Regions from separate parts of the Homo sapiens genome. Here region 1 is linked to region 2. A link is a contact called in ENCODE Hi-C data. All regions are on one chromosome and are shown on one strand. The core of a region is the stretch at or near the end of the contact, and the rest is flanking DNA. Distances in the headings are between cores, read along the strand shown. Region 1 overlaps UBASH3B (ubiquitin associated and SH3 domain containing B). Region 2 overlaps SORL1 (sortilin related receptor 1).

Evidence for each region. Hi-C counts contacts between places; a loop is a spot of excess contacts on that map. Pooled maps may share reads with other maps.
Region 1: a pooled map shows a loop between it and region 2 (5-fold over the local background). The contact joins two enhancer-like sites. A Hi-C loop is called at or near these places in 5 of 50 pooled maps.

What each region holds. Positions count from the first base shown.
Region 1 is chr11:122,696,109-122,700,055 of GRCh38, reverse strand. The region is part of intron 1 of UBASH3B (ubiquitin associated and SH3 domain containing B); the gene reads right to left. Among named protein-coding and RNA genes, the nearest start is that of UBASH3B, 42 kb to the right of the region's middle. Within about 2 kb of position 2,160, at least 8 of the 41 ENCODE cell types and tissues checked have a DNase peak (open chromatin) inside an H3K27ac peak, as active enhancers do.
Region 2 is chr11:121,465,972-121,469,825 of GRCh38, reverse strand. All of the region lies in intron 1 of SORL1 (sortilin related receptor 1), which reads right to left. Among named protein-coding and RNA genes, the nearest start is that of SORL1-AS1, 15 kb to the right of the region's middle. RefSeq lists enhancers at 1,331-1,380, 1,761-1,810, 3,226-3,295, 2,859-3,854. Within about 2 kb of position 1,670, at least 13 of the 41 ENCODE cell types and tissues checked have a DNase peak (open chromatin) inside an H3K27ac peak, as active enhancers do.

The DNA.
Region 1 (3,947 bases), core at 911-3,410, 1.2 Mb before region 2:
ACCTACCCACTGAATACGGCCAAGTGAATAAAGCACCACCAACAACACGACCTCTAGTTCCACTGCTGGGCTCTGGGTACCATTGTCAATTCCTTGATCGATTTCCAAAGCTAAACAATAATATTTACGTAAACCTTAATAGATTACAAGACATTGAAATATCAGTCATCTGGGCTGGGCATGGTGACTCATGCCTGTAATCCCAGCACTTTGGGAGGCCGAGGCAGGTAGATTACTTGAGCTCAGGAGTTCAAGACCAGCCAGAGCAACATGGCGAAACCATGTCTCTACAAAAAAATACAAAAATTATCTGGCTGTCATGGCATTTGCCTCTAGTCCTAGCTACTCAGGAGGCTGAGGTGGGAGGATCGCTTGAGCCCTGGAGGCGGAGGTTGCAGTAACCAGAGATTGCACCACTGCACTACAGCCTGGTGGCAGAGGGAGACCTTGTTTCAAAAAAAAAAGAAAGGAAAGAAAGAAAAGAAAGAAAGAAAGAAAGAAAGAAAGAAAGAAAGAAAGAAAGAGAAAGAAAGAAAGAGAAAGAAAGAAAGAAAGATTTAAAAAGAAAAATCAGTCATCTGATGTGTTTCTCACAATAATTTTGGAAGGTGGATAATATTATCCACAGGCATTTCACAGAAGAAGAGATAGCATAGAGGTTGCAGGAAATGCCAAGAACACATAGCAGCTTCCTAAGATTCAAACTCAATTCGGTGACTCCACGTGCCACACTCCTCTGAGTTGTGAGTTCTCTAAGATGAAGATCACATTTTTCCATCTGTAAGACACTGAGTGTTGCCATGAGGATTAAATAAAATAACCTAGGTACAGCAGGCACCTAATAGATACCAGTTCCCTCCCATGCCCCTCCTCCATCAGGGGCGAAAAGATTTAAAAATAATCCCAATCCGGGCGCAGTGGCTCACGCCTGGAATCCCAGCACTTCGGGAGGCCAAGGCAGGTGGATCACCTGAGGTCAGGAGTTCGAGACCAGCCTGGCCAACATGGAGAAACCCCGTCTCTACTAAAAATACGAAAATTAGCTGGGTGTGGTGCTGGGCACCTGCAGCCCCAGCTATTCAGGGGGCTGAGGCACGATAATCGCTTGAACTGGGAGGTGGATGTTGCAGCGAGCCGAGATCGCAACATTGCACTCCAGCATGGGCTACAAGAGCAAAACTCCATCTCAAATAAATAAATAAATAAAATCCCAGTATATGGTCTGCACACACTACACATTTATAACCACAACTTCAGATTAAAGTGAACATTAATGACCGTACTGAAGCAAATAGATTTCCAGAGGCATGGGGAGTGCTGGGTGTCGGGTGGATGGAATGTGGGGGCTGTGGGATCATTGGGAGTTAGGGAACTAGCTTTAGGTTCTGACCATTGTAGCAACTCAGTGAGCCTCCACACACGGCACCCAGGATGCTCCCACACCTGGTTTCTAGTATCCTCACAGCTGGCACCTGCCTTACCAAACATATGCCCCAGGCTCTCCCATACTGTGAGTGCAGTTTTCATTACATAATGCATCCATCTTCTTGCTCTTCTTTAGCCTTATACCATCCTAATTTTCTATAGTTCCAAAGCCATTCTCTCCTGCCTTGTTGCAAGGTGGGGAGAAAATGTAAAATTCAAATGGTCACATAGTGTTACTTGGGAACAACTTTTGCCAGAGCCTAGATGAGGGGCATGGAAGATTTTGGAAGGTGGGGAGCAACAGAAGATAGAAATCCATGCCTGGTGTGAATTGCAACAAAAATTTGGCGTGACTATGGGGGTATGGGTAGGGGGAGAGGAGGTCATCTGCAATGTTGACAACTTTTCATCTAATACGACAGAGGAGAATTCCAACTCTAAGAGAAGAGATCTGCCAGGTATACTGGCAAGAACACTGAGACTACGTGGCTGAGCCCAGCTCTGCCCTTAATTTGCCAGAGCAGTCATTCCACCACCCTGGTTTCCTCACTGAGAGAATGTGCGGGTTGGACAGGGCTGGCTTTGGAATGAGACAAATCTAGGTTCAAATGCAGGCTCCATCACTGACTCGTTATGCAACTTTCGGCAAGTTTCCTTACATCGCCACGCCCCAGTGCTCTTAACTGTCAGATGAAAATGAGAGAATGTGTTTCCGGAGGCTGTTTGAGAATTAAATGAGGAGGTATATAAATATACTCCCCCTTGGACAGTGTCAGGTCTATGAAGCTCCCAGCACAGCAGCTGCTTCCTCTTTTCTTTATTCTAAGTTGCTGTAAACCCATGTATCTATGGTGCAACGCAATGACTCAATCCTTGCTTATTTAATGTGGCTATCCTGCCCAACCTAAGTCCTGACTATCAAGGTACTGAGGTGCTGTATGCTGAAGCAGCAAATAAACAATTCACATTGGACAAGAAGATGGAAACAAGTGTGAGGGAGGATGGTGGAGGAAAAAGGATCCAGAAGTGGGAGGCAGTGGATCTGGGTTCGAATTCTAGCGCCCTCAGTCACTAGAAATCTCTGGAACTCTATTTGCTTCAGTACGGTCATTAATGTTCACTTTAATCTGAAGTTGTGGGTATAAATGTGTAGTGTGTGCAGACCATATACTGGGATTTTATTTATTTATTTATTTGAGACGTAGTTTTGCTCTTGTAGCCCATGCTGGAGTGCAATGTTGCGATCTCGGCTCACTGCAACCTCCACCTCCCAGTTCAAGCGATTATCATGCCTCAGCCCCCTGAATAGCTGGGATTTCTGAGCTTCAGTTTTCTCTTCTGTAATAAAGGGAATAATCACATATGTAAAAGTACTTTGTCGATTGGAAAGCGCAATTGAAATGTTAGTGGTCTGTTATGCCACCATTCCCGTTGTTTGGAGAGTCCAATTACTTGAGTTTGAAAAATGTTTTGAGAGCTATCTAATTCCTCTTAGCAGTCAAACAAAACTTCAAACTTCCCCCCCAAACCCTAATCTTCAAAATCAAATGGCTGCTATGTAGATTACTGATGTATCCCCAAAAGAGCTGGGCTGACTTTTCTTTGCTATGAACAAACACCGCCAGTGACCCACTGGAGTCACCAACTCCTGGTGGCCTGATCTTTACTTGAAAAACAATACGGTAAACCACCCTCCTATTTTAACAGCTAGCACAGGGCAGGGCGGGAGGAACCCCCACCCACGCTTGCTCTGAACAGAAATCGTGCTGCAGCTGATGTGAAAACAAGATAAGGAGAAATGTCTGTCAACAGACTCCGGCCTGCCCTAGAACTGGGGTGCTCTCCGTGTATTCTGTACAGATGGGAAGGCAGGGGCCATTAGCCACCTGCAATTCTGCTCTGATGTGGCTGCGGTACTAAACACGGCCCAGGAAAGGGTGGGCATAGCTCGGACACACGTGCAACTTACACATTCTAGTCTTTAGCTAAAGTCTTTGAAAATACAGATTTAGAAATGTAGTATTGGTTGGGTGCAGTGGCTCACTCCTGTAATCCTGGCACTTTAGGAGTACCAGGTGGATCACCAGAGGTCAGGCATTTGAGACCAGCCTAGCCAACATGGTGAAACCCTGTCTCGACTAAAAATGCAAAAATTAGCTGGGCATGGTGGCAGGTGCCTATAATCCAAGCTACTCAGGAGGCTGAGGCAGGAGAATCGCTTGAACCCGGGAGGCAGAGGTTGCACTCCAGCCTGGGTGACAGAACGAGTCTTCATCTCAAAAACAAAAAGAAAAAAGAAAAAGAAACGTAGGGCCCTGAAGAAATCCTCATTAAGGTTAAAATCCTGCCGGCTTATTACCGAGAAATTAAAAACTATTTGGGGCCGGGCGCAGTAGCTCATGCCTGTAATCCCAGCGCTTTGGGAGGCCAAGGTGGGCAAACCACCTGAGGTCAGGAGTTCAAGACCAGTCTGGCCAACATGGTGAAACCCCGTCTCTACTAAAAATACAAAAATTATCCAG
Region 2 (3,854 bases), core at 421-2,920:
CACAAAGAAATGAGTCCCCTGCTATTTTGGATGTAAAGAGATTGTAGAAAAGCTTCTTGGGCTCTCATTGGCATAACCAATTCCTTTGATTATTTTCATCCTTTATGATACCAATCTCTGGTTACTCTGATCCTTACTCTATGTATGACATGCACTGGTAAGATTTTAAACCAAAGCATGGAAACATTGCCCTTGTTCAAAAAAAATTCATAGGCCAGAAAGATCACATGCTTTTCAAACTTCTGTTCCAACTATGTTTTTTCTGGCTTGGTGGTACTGTCATTCACTTTCAGCTGGTAATGAGAAATGAGAGAAGTATCATTGTGAAGCTTTTCAAAATTATTTTTGAAAGGTCTCAAATAAGGAAATATTTTAGTTCTCAGACTTTTAGATTTGGTAAACCGATAAAATAAAAATGAGGAAGGCCAACAGAGGACTGGTTGGCAACTTCTATTCTGCCAAGTAAGGACATCACAAAAACAGGACTAGCTACTCTCTCAATCTCTTTCCTCTGCTTCCTGAGGACACCGCAGACTCTGGTCCAGGCTGTGGGGCAGAAGGTGTGGCCTGGGACTGAGTTCCAGCAGGTGTAATGTGAGAGAAGTCATCAGGGCCACTATCGGCCTGGCCCCCATGCAGTCCTCTTTTCTTTCCCCATCCGCAGGCCGCATTCAGAGGACTCCAAAGCCCCAGAGGAGGGCAGAGCCGAAGACGGAAGGAGGCTGCATCCCCATGGAAAAGACCTCCGCTAACCAGTAGCACTCATCCTGAACTTCTCATAACCCGGAGCCTCAACTCAGCCACACGCTGAGCCTTTGGGATTTGTCTGTTACGCAGCTCACCTTACAGGGCAATATGACCACTATCTAGAGTCATTGTCATTTTTTCAAAGATGTGTTAACACTGAAAACTGAGGAAGCATATCATCTCAGAATAAAGAACCATTGTTTCACTGTATGGAAAACTACATTACTTTTATTTTCTTATTTCACTGTTGGCTGATGGACACCTGTCTGAGGACTGGCATTTGAACACCTGAACCATACATTCCACCCACTCTGTGGAAAGCAAAGTCATGACAGGAATAACAAAAATTCTGAGAGCTGGTCAGGCTCGGTGGCCCACGACTGTAATCCCAGCACTTTGGGAGGCCAAGGCGGGCAGATCACCTGAGGTCAGGAGTTCAAGACCCGCCTGGCCAATACGGTGAAACCCCATCTCTACTAAAAATACAAAAAGTAGCCAGGCATGGTGGCATGCACCTGTAGTCCCAGCTACTCGGGAGGCTGAGGCAGAAGAATCGCTTGAGCTCAGGAGGCAGAGGTTGCAGTGAGCCAAGGTTGAGCTACCACACTCCAATCTGGGCGACAGAGCAAGACTCAGTCTCAAAAAAAAAATTCTGAGAGGTGGTCCAACACTCAGAAGCAGGACAATGCCATGAAACCAGGATCACAGGCTGCCTCTCTTGCTGAGCGATGTCTGAGAGAAGCCTATTCCACCAGCCTCCTCAACCTCAGCTGTCTGAGGCACACGTGGAAGGAAATCAAGCTTCTGGGACTCCAGCCCGCACAGTCCACCCCACCCACGAGTAAGCCTAGACTGATGACAGTTCAAGCCTGGGCCAACCTGCCCTCCGAGCTGTCTTCTCATCAAGGCTCTGCGGCAGAAAACCCACAGCTCCTTTCTCCTTCTCTCGCTTCCTCCCCCCAGCACACTCGAACTTTCCCCACCCACTCCTTGAGGTGCTCTCAGATGTCATCAGGGAAAAGAGAAACACCTGTGCCACATATTTGGCTGGCAGAAGGACAAAGCAGCTAATCCTTAACGACGTTACTTGGAGTTTTAAATACCTGCATTTAATTTGATCCAGGATCAAACTCTTTTTGAAAAACATTTGAAAGGCGACCTTACTTTAAAGAAAAGGACCTAGGAATATGTGTCCTTCCAAAATGTCTCTCCTCATTCCCAGATAGAGAAGTCCAGGCAAGCACTAACAGAGAAGTGCAAATAAGAAATAGAAGTAAATAAATTATTTAATCCAGAATGCTACAAAGAGAAAGCAGCTAAAGGAATCTCCTCCGGTCGCTGAAGCCTTCCCTTTTCCTCCTCTCCAGCCCAATCCCCTGGATCCATCTGGAGATCAGAAACTCACAACACATGTGCCCTGGGAATCCCAGCTAAAAGTTTCCTCCCCTCCCAAAACATCTGCACTCTTGAACCAGAGTGGGGATAGAAAACTATGCAAATGTCAATACAATAAAGGACTAGGAACCTAGAAAAAAAAAATCACCCATGTTCCCCTGGGATCTGGGATAAAAAGTCCTCAAATATTCAACTTGGGCATCCTCAAAGATGACATCAAAATGCTCCCTCTGGCAGGTAACACTCAGATAATGCTTTGAGTAGGTTGCAAAGCTTTCAGTGATCAGAGTGGGCAAAAGGTCTGAAGATAACTTGCTGAAATCGATCTACTCAGAGGACAGGAGACCTCCTCACCAATCCCAAGGCAGGTGAAAGGTGAGAAGAGCACCAAGGGCAAGCCTCAAAACATCCAAGGGCTTTTCTACAAAGAAAAACTCCCATCCTGGCTAACACGGTGAAACCCGGTCTCTACTAAAAATACAAAAAATTAGCCGGGCGTGGTGGCGGGTGCCTGTAGTCCCAGCTACTCGGCAGGCTGAGGCAGGAGAATGGCGTGAACCCGGGAGGCGGAGCTTGCAGTGAGCCAAGATTGTACCACTGCAGTCCAGCCTGGGCAACAGAGCGAGACTCCACCTCAAAAAAAAAAAAAAAAAGAAAAAAAGAAAACCTCTAGAAGGCAAGCCTGGTAAAACACCTGTTTGTTTGTTACTTTGTTTCTTTCTCTTCTTTTTTTTAAGGAAAGCTTTTTTTATTAGATGTCCCTTTTACTCATAAGAGCAGACTGAAAAGGGGCAGCCCAGTAGGGGGATAAAATCCCTGGCAAGAAATGACTTGTACGAGGGCCACCAGGCACTCGCAGGAACAGCTCAGCTCCTTTGCTTGGCGAGATGTCAGGCACATCCTGGTCATAAGAATAACTCCCTGGTGAGTCACAGCTGATCCCCAAGGCAGCCCGGGTGCCCATCCCCCCACAGCAGACCTAGTTGCAGGAATCAGGAATGGATGCGCGCAGGACAGGGGAGCCAGCAGGCAGGCTGACAGGAAGTAAATTTTATTATCAAGACATGCATTCTACCCTCTGGCCTCACCTGTCTCCTCTGTCTCCACCTTGCCCCCATCCTCACCCCCAGGGGAAAGAAAAGAAGTCAACAAAGCAGGCTTTTCCTGCTAGCTCTCCATGGCATGTGGCCAAGACACCAGCAGCCCAGGGCAGACCCCAGCAATCAAGAACAACCCACAGGTCCCTAGATCCCTTTACTTAATCAGTGGCTTCCGGTTTGTTTGGTTCCTTTTCCATCCATCCCCAAGGATCTCCCCCTGATCTCCCCTTTCCTCCTCCCCAAGCCTTTTTCCATCGCCAATCCCCCACACAGGTCCCACACCCAGAAGACACTGGCCTGGGAGTGGGTGGGAGGGTGGTTTTCCCAGGAACATAACCTTGACGTGCAATCAGCTATAACCACAACCCCGGGGTGTGAACAACCTTCCCTCTCCCCTGTCTAGCTCACAGGGCATAGCTGGAGCTTGATAAATGAGACACAATTAATTGGAGCTGTTAAGGCAGCAGGGAGGGGCCGAGTGCCTCCCCTCAGAAGGCAAACAGAGAAAAATTACATGCCACAGAAACCTCTGAACACAGAAACTGCATCATAAACAACAAACAGCATCTGGCTCATTGGCAGGTCGTTAAGAGTCAAGATAACTCCTCCCAC